3 separate regions of the Homo sapiens genome follow, and regions 1 and 3 are each linked to region 2. Evidence: read pairs that join two places in POLR2A ChIA-PET (ENCODE). Cell type or tissue: OCI-LY7. All regions are shown on one strand. Region 1 overlaps LINC01484 (long intergenic non-protein coding RNA 1484). Region 2 has its middle 30 kb from the start of LINC01485. Region 3 holds the start of LINC01484 (long intergenic non-protein coding RNA 1484).

What was found. ChIA-PET counts read pairs that join two places held together with the same protein. Peaks named below come from ENCODE experiments on the same cell type or tissue, not always from the same donor. Only the 100,000 strongest peaks of a DNase experiment are listed, where the experiment ranks them.
Region 1: POLR2A ChIA-PET joins it to region 2 with 30 read pairs; 5 of 35 experiments call an interaction of 5 or more read pairs at or near these places.
Region 3: POLR2A ChIA-PET joins it to region 2 with 65 read pairs; 7 of 35 experiments call an interaction of 5 or more read pairs at or near these places.

What each region holds. Positions count from the first base shown.
Region 1 is chr5:173,732,615-173,735,114 of GRCh38, reverse strand. All of the region lies in intron 1 of LINC01484 (long intergenic non-protein coding RNA 1484), which reads left to right. Among named protein-coding and RNA genes, the nearest start is that of LINC01484, 12 kb to the left of the region's middle. RefSeq lists a silencer at 577-636 and an enhancer at 1,067-1,176. In OCI-LY7, CTCF peaks have their summits at 1,172 and 1,377; DNase peaks (open chromatin) are centred at 204, 734, 994 and 1,524; H3K4me3 peaks cover 1,972 bases; H3K27ac peaks cover 2,413 bases.
Region 2 is chr5:173,819,729-173,822,228 of GRCh38, reverse strand. No RefSeq gene overlaps it. Among named protein-coding and RNA genes, the nearest start is that of LINC01485, 30 kb to the right of the region's middle. In OCI-LY7, no CTCF peak of the experiment used is centred here; a DNase peak (open chromatin) is centred at 938; H3K4me3 peaks cover 2,170 bases; H3K27ac peaks cover 2,500 bases.
Region 3 is chr5:173,744,107-173,746,606 of GRCh38, reverse strand. LINC01484 (long intergenic non-protein coding RNA 1484) reads left to right here and starts at 398. Exons shown (of 3, transcript NR_108027.1): 1 at 398-587. RefSeq lists an enhancer at 2,276-2,445. In OCI-LY7, no CTCF peak of the experiment used is centred here; DNase peaks (open chromatin) are centred at 416, 1,236 and 1,976; H3K4me3 peaks cover 2,260 bases; H3K27ac peaks cover 2,500 bases.

The sequences.
Region 1 (2,500 bases), 87 kb after region 2:
GTAGAGGAGAAAATGGAGGCTCCCAGAAGTGAAGCAAATTTCTCAAAGCTCATGCACCTGAGAATGGTGACGTGGGCTTCCGACTAAGGTGTGAGGGAAACTAAAAGCCTGTTTTCTTCCCGGGGGAAATAAAGGAAGAGGCGGTTCCATTCTGGAGCTGAGAGAGACCATGAGGAACAGGAAGAAACAGGCTTGGCTGTGGCCCAACCAGGTGCGCGCCCCCACCACCAAAAAAAATATGTGAGTGAGACAGGAACGTGAGGCATCATTTTGGATATTAAAGCACAGAGTGACATCAGAAACCTGAGTAACCTGGGAACATCAGGGGTACAAATTTGGGCTCCTGACTTTACCTTTCTTTCTTTGCGCACCTTTGCGTTTCTTTGGGGTATAAATCCCTAGGGAAGTGAACCGCCTCTAGGCCCCCATGCCAGGCTATGTCTCAGATCACCTCCCTCTGACAATCCTCGGAAAACTTCTCCCCCACACACCTGCCTCCCCAGAACATCCAGGTGGTTCTTTGGGAAGAGAGCCATGCTTTTTCAGCTGGGCCTCGGGTCCTTATTTGGAAGGGATTGCGGTGGGCAGGGGCTTGGATGCAGCTGTGTGGGCCGAGGAGCTATGACAAAAGTCCTTGAGCAACTGCTGGGGCCCTCATGGCACAGAAAAAGCTGCCACCACAGCAGGGTAAGCATTCTCAGCCCCTCTCAGCGTCACCTGCTTCTCTTCTGATTCACCTCGGGGCCTGCCCGGGTGTGTGGATGCAGCTGCCTCTTCCGCGCTCATGTCACGACCTCCACTCCAAGCTCTGGCTGGAATCTGGGTCTCCCCACCCTGTGGGACCCCTCGTATCATGTTTTGGCCGTGCTTGGGAACTCAGGAGGGGGTTTCCTGCTTGCAAAATGCCCACGCATAACAGGACAGCCCTGTGTCTGATACAGCTGAGCAAAGTCTGGGACACGACAGAACAGGTGTCACATCCTGGCTTTGCCACCAGAGCCTCAGTTTATGTAAATTGGGGAAGATCTCCACCCTCACACTTGTTCACAGCAGAGCTGTGGAGCCGTGTAAGACCTCAGGCCCTGCCGTGATGCTTCTTCCCTCCCAAGCCCGGCTCCGGCGCCTGCCAGCAGTGCCGCCTTGGCACCACCTTCTTGGCCCTCGCCAAGCCTCAGCTTCCTCATTTATGAAGTGGGCATAGTGGTCCTATCTATTTCACAGGATGCTGGTAAAGATCAAACGAGCTGATCCAAGTGTCCCCTGAAGTGCTACACCAGCCATTTAGCAACCTCGCCATGCGCCACCTGCATGCAGCCTGGAGTGGCAAAGGCCCTGAAGACGCTGAAGCTGTTGACCTTTTCCTCTTTTTCAGGAACATGGTCCCTGGGAGTCATTTTCTTTCATCATCCACAAATAAGAAAAGACGTTGTTACATTAGCTCCAAGATAGCTCTTTCCACAATGGGAAATTTCTGCTGACAGTCACTAAGGAAACACAGGCCCACCGGGTGGGGCTCTCGGCCAGCATCTTGAAGGCGGGTACAGGAAGCAACTCACTAGTGACTTTGAGTGTCACCTAGCAGGTCACCACTGCCTCAGGAGTGGCTGGCAAGGGCAGCGCAGGCCTCCACCTCCACGGAGGGGGCTCCATCCATTGTACCAGCAGGTTGGCTGCAGGATGGCACCCCTGGGAAAACAGGGTAGTCTTGAGGGCCAGGAGAAGGTTGGCATTAGAGGAGACTGGGATGGGCCCCAGATATTTTGTTCTCAGAGGCTCCGACTCCATCTGGTCAGCTCCATGGCCACTCTTGCCTCACTGTGGAGGCAGAAGCAGCTGGCATTGCCATGGTAACCAGGCAGCACCAACTTCCAACTCACCTCTGAATTTTCTATGACAACGAACATGTTTGCAAAGTGAGAGCCATGAGCAGAAAATTATGCCAGGGAGCTGTGGGGAGCTGATAAGGAAGGGTGGTCAAATTTCCTACCTCCTTGATTAACGAAGAATGCAGAAAAAAGGCACAGGACTACCCCAAATTCAGGCCTGAAAGAAACGTTAGCTACACTTCCCCGTGTTGGGTTAGAGAGTACAGTAACTACTGTTCCCTTTACACATAAATGCTATAAGCAACTGTGACCTCTCAGGCTCTGGTGCAGATGCTGGGACGAGGAGCTAAGGAGATGAAAAGACAGACGGGACCTGGTTATCAGTGAGATGAAAGTCCCTGGAACCCAGATCGGAGAGGGCTTCATGGGAAGGAGGGCTTCACAGATTTAAAAAATTCAGGCTGGGCGCAGTGGCTCACGCCTGTAATCCCAGCACTTTGGGAAGCCGAGGTGGGTGGATCACCTGAGGTCAGGAGTTTGAGACCAGCCTGGCCAACATGCTGAAACCCCAGTCTACGAAAAATACAAAAATTAGCTGGGTGTGGTGGTGCGTGCCTGTAATCCCAGCTACTCTGGAGGCAGAGGTTGCAGTAAGCCAAGATTGCACCACTGCA
Region 2 (2,500 bases):
GCATGGTGGCACGCGCCTGTAATCTCAGCTACTCAGGAGGATGAGGCAAGAGGATTGCTTGAACCCGGGAGGCGGAGGTTGCAGTGAGCCGAGATCACACTATTGCACTCCAGCCTGAGCAACAGAGCAAGACTCCATCTCAAAAAAAAAAAAAAAAGTAAAAAGAAACTGGTAAAATCCCTTTAGTAGCATATTAAATATATGTAAAATATTGACATTTCAACATGTAATCAACAGAAAACAAATTAGGAGTGAGTTTCTTGTTTTTGTTCTAAATTTTAGCAATCTGGCATATATCTTAAACTTATGGGCCATCTCAAATTGGAGTAGCTGCATGTTCCTAGTGGCTGCAGTACTGGACTGTGCAATTCACCAAATTTTTTAGGTCAGAGTACATCTAGGAAATGACCATACTTGTATGGTGTCCCAGGGTAAATAGTCGAGCCTGTTAGGGGCCAGAGGCAACAGGCCAGATGCCCCAAGTTCCCATCGCCCCACTTTCTTCACTGTTCCAAAAGAAACCCCCCTTAAGGGCTGGACATTCAGAGGCTTTATGCATATTAGGAAAAGGCATCCTGTCTGGGGATTTCAGTCCCACTACTCTTGAAGCTGAAGCTGGATGCCCTCGTTTTGTGCACAGCATGTACAACTACCTTCAGGCGTCTGCTGAGGGATGAGGGATCCATTTCTGGGCGCACATGTATCTAGCCATGGTAGCACAGGCCGGGAAGCTCTGTGCTGGAAATTCTGAGTTTGTGTGTGTGTGTGTGTGTGTGTGTGTGTGTGTGTGTGTGTTACCTTTCTTCCTTCTCTTTACTCTCCTTTTCTGCCTTCTGTCGAGCACAGCCTGCCTGTGACCTCACAGCAATAAGTTAGGCCAGTGGTTTTCAAAGTGCAGTTCCCAGAATAGTAACAGCAGCATCACCTGGTTCCTGTTAGAAATGCAAATTCTCAGGCCCCACCCTAGACCTACTGAATCAGAAACTCTGGGGGTGGGGCCCAGAGCTCTGTGTTTGACGAGCCCTCCCTGTGATCCTGATGCTGTCTACACAGAATAGAAATACTGTGATAATAACACCACCACCACCTGCCTTTCACTGAGTGCTTTCTGTGAACACTTACTAAATGACTATGACCCTCATAGCCAGTCTGATGAGGGTGCCATAACTTGCCCCATGTTACAGAAGGGAAACTGAGGTGTGGAGGCCAGTGGTTCGAACAGACCCCACAGCTGGTGTATGACAGTGCAGACACAGGATTTGAATTGAGTTATCTTTACTGGAGCACCCATGGTTGCAACTGTTTGGCTATGCAGCTTCTTTTTCTACTTCAGCCCAACTGATGGCTTGAAGTCTTTGGCTTGGAAATATTCTGTCCTAATCTCTCATTCGTTCATTCATTTATTCTGGATTGAGCTCCTAATCTGTGCCAGGTCCCATATTAGGCACTGGAGCTGCAAAGATAACTAGGACTTGGTCGTTACTCATAAGAAGCTTATAGAATAGTTAATTTGGGTCTTGGGAAGGCAAAACAAACCAAGAACAGTCCGGATTAAGATGAATTGGGGTCAATTGAATAATTGGAAATTTGGCAGTCATAGTGGTAATTTCTTAGTGGGAAACACATGTGCTTGGATTTTTCGGGATAGTATTGGTTATGACTCAACCCCTCCCCTTTCTCATGTAACCATTTCTTCCTCATTGATTGCTCTGGAAGCAGAAATTTTATTTTATTGCTTTAGATAATAACTTGGCCTCACTTTATTTGTCAGCTGAGTTCTAATGGTGCAAAGTGGAATGATTTTCCTGGACCCACTTTTTAGGGGTATGGATGTTGTGACACTTTGGGAAACTGGAAGTGATTCTATATGACAGTTTTGTAGGTCAGAATATACATGCAACCTGGAAGTCCACTGGGACTTCTCTGCTCCTTGGAGATAGATAAACATTATATCTGTTAGAAATGCCTTTGGATGCAAGTAACTAAAAACAAGGCCCAGTAGTTTATTCTTATTTATAACAAAAAGTCCAGAATGAACAGACGATAGCCTTGGTTCAGCAGCTTGTTAATGCCGGGGCCAGTAACTCTGATTCCCTTGGCCTCTCCCCTCATGCTTGTCTCTCAGAATCACAAGATGCCCTCATAGAACCAGACATCACATCTGTGTTCAAGGCAGGATGAAGCTGTGGGGAAAGTGTTGTTATAGACAGGTTTTCTTTCTTTCTTTTATTTTTGCTGGGTGCTATAGTTTGAATGTGTCTTCCAAATTTCATGTGCTGGAAACTTAATCCCTAAATTCATATGTTGATTAGAGACGGGGCTTTTGGGAGGAAACTAGGACTAGATAAGGTCATTAGGGTGGGGCCCCCATGATGGGACTGGTGGCTTTATAAGAAGAGGAAGAGAGACCTGAACATACACGCAGTCTCTTGCCCTCTCTCCATGTGATGCCTCCTGCCACATTTTGACTCAGAACAAGGCCCTCCCCAGGGCCCATGCC
Region 3 (2,500 bases), 76 kb after region 2:
CTCAAGGAAGTGTGAACCCAAAGTATCTGAGACAGTCTTAATCAGTTTAGAAAGTTTACTTTGCCAAGGTTAAGGACGCACCCATGACATAGCCTCAGGAGGTCCTGAGGCCAAAAATTGTTTGGCCCCAAGGTAGTTGAGATACAGCTTGCTTTTATATGTTTTAGGAAGACATGAAACATCAATCAATATGTGTAAGATGTACATTGGTTTGGTCCAGAAAGGTGGAGGGGGTGGTTTCCAGGTCATAGGTAGACAAGAGACAAATAGTCGCATTCTTTTGAGTCTTTAATCAGCCTTTCACTGAATACACAATTTACATGCGGTGGTGGGGGGCGGGGGCGTAGAAGAATAGTCACTTATGCCTTAGTCTGGCTCAGTGAATCAGCATTTTTACATAAACAATAGGGCAGAGGAAGCAATCGGATAGGCATTTGCTTCAGGTGAGCAGAGGGATGACTTTCTGTCCCACATCTGTGAAGATCAGCTGTTGGTTTACATTGCCAGGGTGAAATTCAACAGAACTAATTTAGGGTGAAGATCTTGAGGCCCACAAGGAATTTCCTTGTGGGAAAATTGTGAGGAAGGTAAGTAGCTTTTAAAAATCTTTGTAGCTATCTTCTTCAGGAAGGAAATGGGTGGTGGGTTTGCCCAACATGGTTTCCAGCTTGACTTTTCCCTTTGGCCTAGTGATTTTGGGGTCCCAAGATTTATTTCCCTTTCACAAAATGATTAACAGTGATTATTCTAGAGCAGTGGTTTTGCAGGGGCGATTTTTGCCTCCTACGGGACATTTGGCAATGTCTGGAGTCATTTTCTTGGTTGTCACGGGGCGGGGAGGGGGGTGCCACTGGCATTGAGTGGCTAGAGGCCAGGAATGCTTCTAAACATTCTACAGTGCACAGGTCAGCCCACGACAAAAAAAAGAAAAAAGTTTGGCCCAAGATGTCAATAGTGCTGAGGCTGAGGAATCGCTGAGAGGTTTAAGAGGTTGAGCGCTCTCAAATGTGGGGAAGAAGACTTATTTTTCATATAATGCTTCTCTGATGCTTGCATTACATTAATAGCAACAGCTACAAAATCTGCCCACTCTTAGCTATGAGCTAATGCGTGTAAGATGCCAGCATATAGTAGGTGCTCACAAGGTGTTCCTTTCTTGCTGCGCTCTGGCTTTCACATCTGCAGAAATGGGTGTGCCAACACCTGCTCTGGGGGTGGCTGCAAGGCTCATTTTAGGCTACAGTTCAGGCCCTGACCACCTGGCTCTGGGTGCAGCTGTTAAAAGCGTCACCAACCTGCCCGGGGGCAGCTTCCCATATCCCTTCCTCTGCCACTGGTTATTCTGCTGAAGTTCAAGGGCCCCCAGCTGCTTCTCAAAGCAGGAACACTTCTGCAAAACACATCCTGAATTTGAATAGCCATGTTGCTGTGTCTCTGACAGACAGGGCTGCCAGATAAAATTCAGGACATCCAGTTAAATGTCTCATGCAATATTTGGTATATACTTATACTAAAGAATTATTCATTATCTGGAATTCAAATTAAATTGAATCCATATGTATATAGCTGTTGTTGTTGCTGTTTTAATCTGGCAGCTCTACTGTCCAAGCAAGGTAGAGATGAACTGTGTGCTCTTTTCCAAGGAGCTAATCTCATCAGATAGAGATTTTGCTTTTGTTCCATCAAAAGTCTTGCTCACTTACCAAGGGAGCTTGGATCCTGCTGGGAGACTAAGATGGTCACTGCCTCTGACAATTTCGTAAAAATCTCAGGCTCCTGGGGCTTATTCAGGCAAGTTGGGAGGGACGTTTCTGAAACACGTTTGGCCCGGTCATTACGGAGGAGGAGGGATTGAGAGCAGAAAGCAGAAGCGAATGGAATTCAGGCCTCAGGATGCCTCCCCGGCATAGGCCCCATCAGAAGCCCTATTGTATGTTTGTAAGTTCAGAGGCTCCTTCTTAAAGAGGCGCTACACACTGTATGAGCCCCAGGGTCCACCAAGTCTGGGGTCTGGTCCTGGCTGAGAGGGCAGTGCACTGAAGCTGTTTATCCAGTACCTGCTACGTGCCCAGCCATGAGCACACTCCTGGGCCAGCATCCTGGGCTAGGGCTCACTGTGGGTATTCTACAAAGGGGGAAACCAAGGCTCGGAGTGGTGGAGTAACTCCCCCAATGCCACCCAGCTGGGAAGTGGCAGAAAAAAAAAAAAAAAGGATTTGAACCTGGGTTGAGTTTCCTCTTTGCTGGGAACAGCACCTCAGGGCCCTGGTTCCTTGGGGCCGGTTGAAAGGAGAGAGTTGCCTCCCTGAGGGTCTCTGCTGGGTGTAAGCACTGCAGGAAGGGGCTGTCTCCTTAGGGGAAGTTAGGGCCCTAGCCAGGGCCAGAGCAGGAGTAGGTTCTGGGAGGACAACTGAAAGTTTCAGAATTATGCTCAACATCTAAAAATATCAAGCACCGATTTCATGGCAGGCAAAGTTGCTAAGAGACTTCACAAGCATCA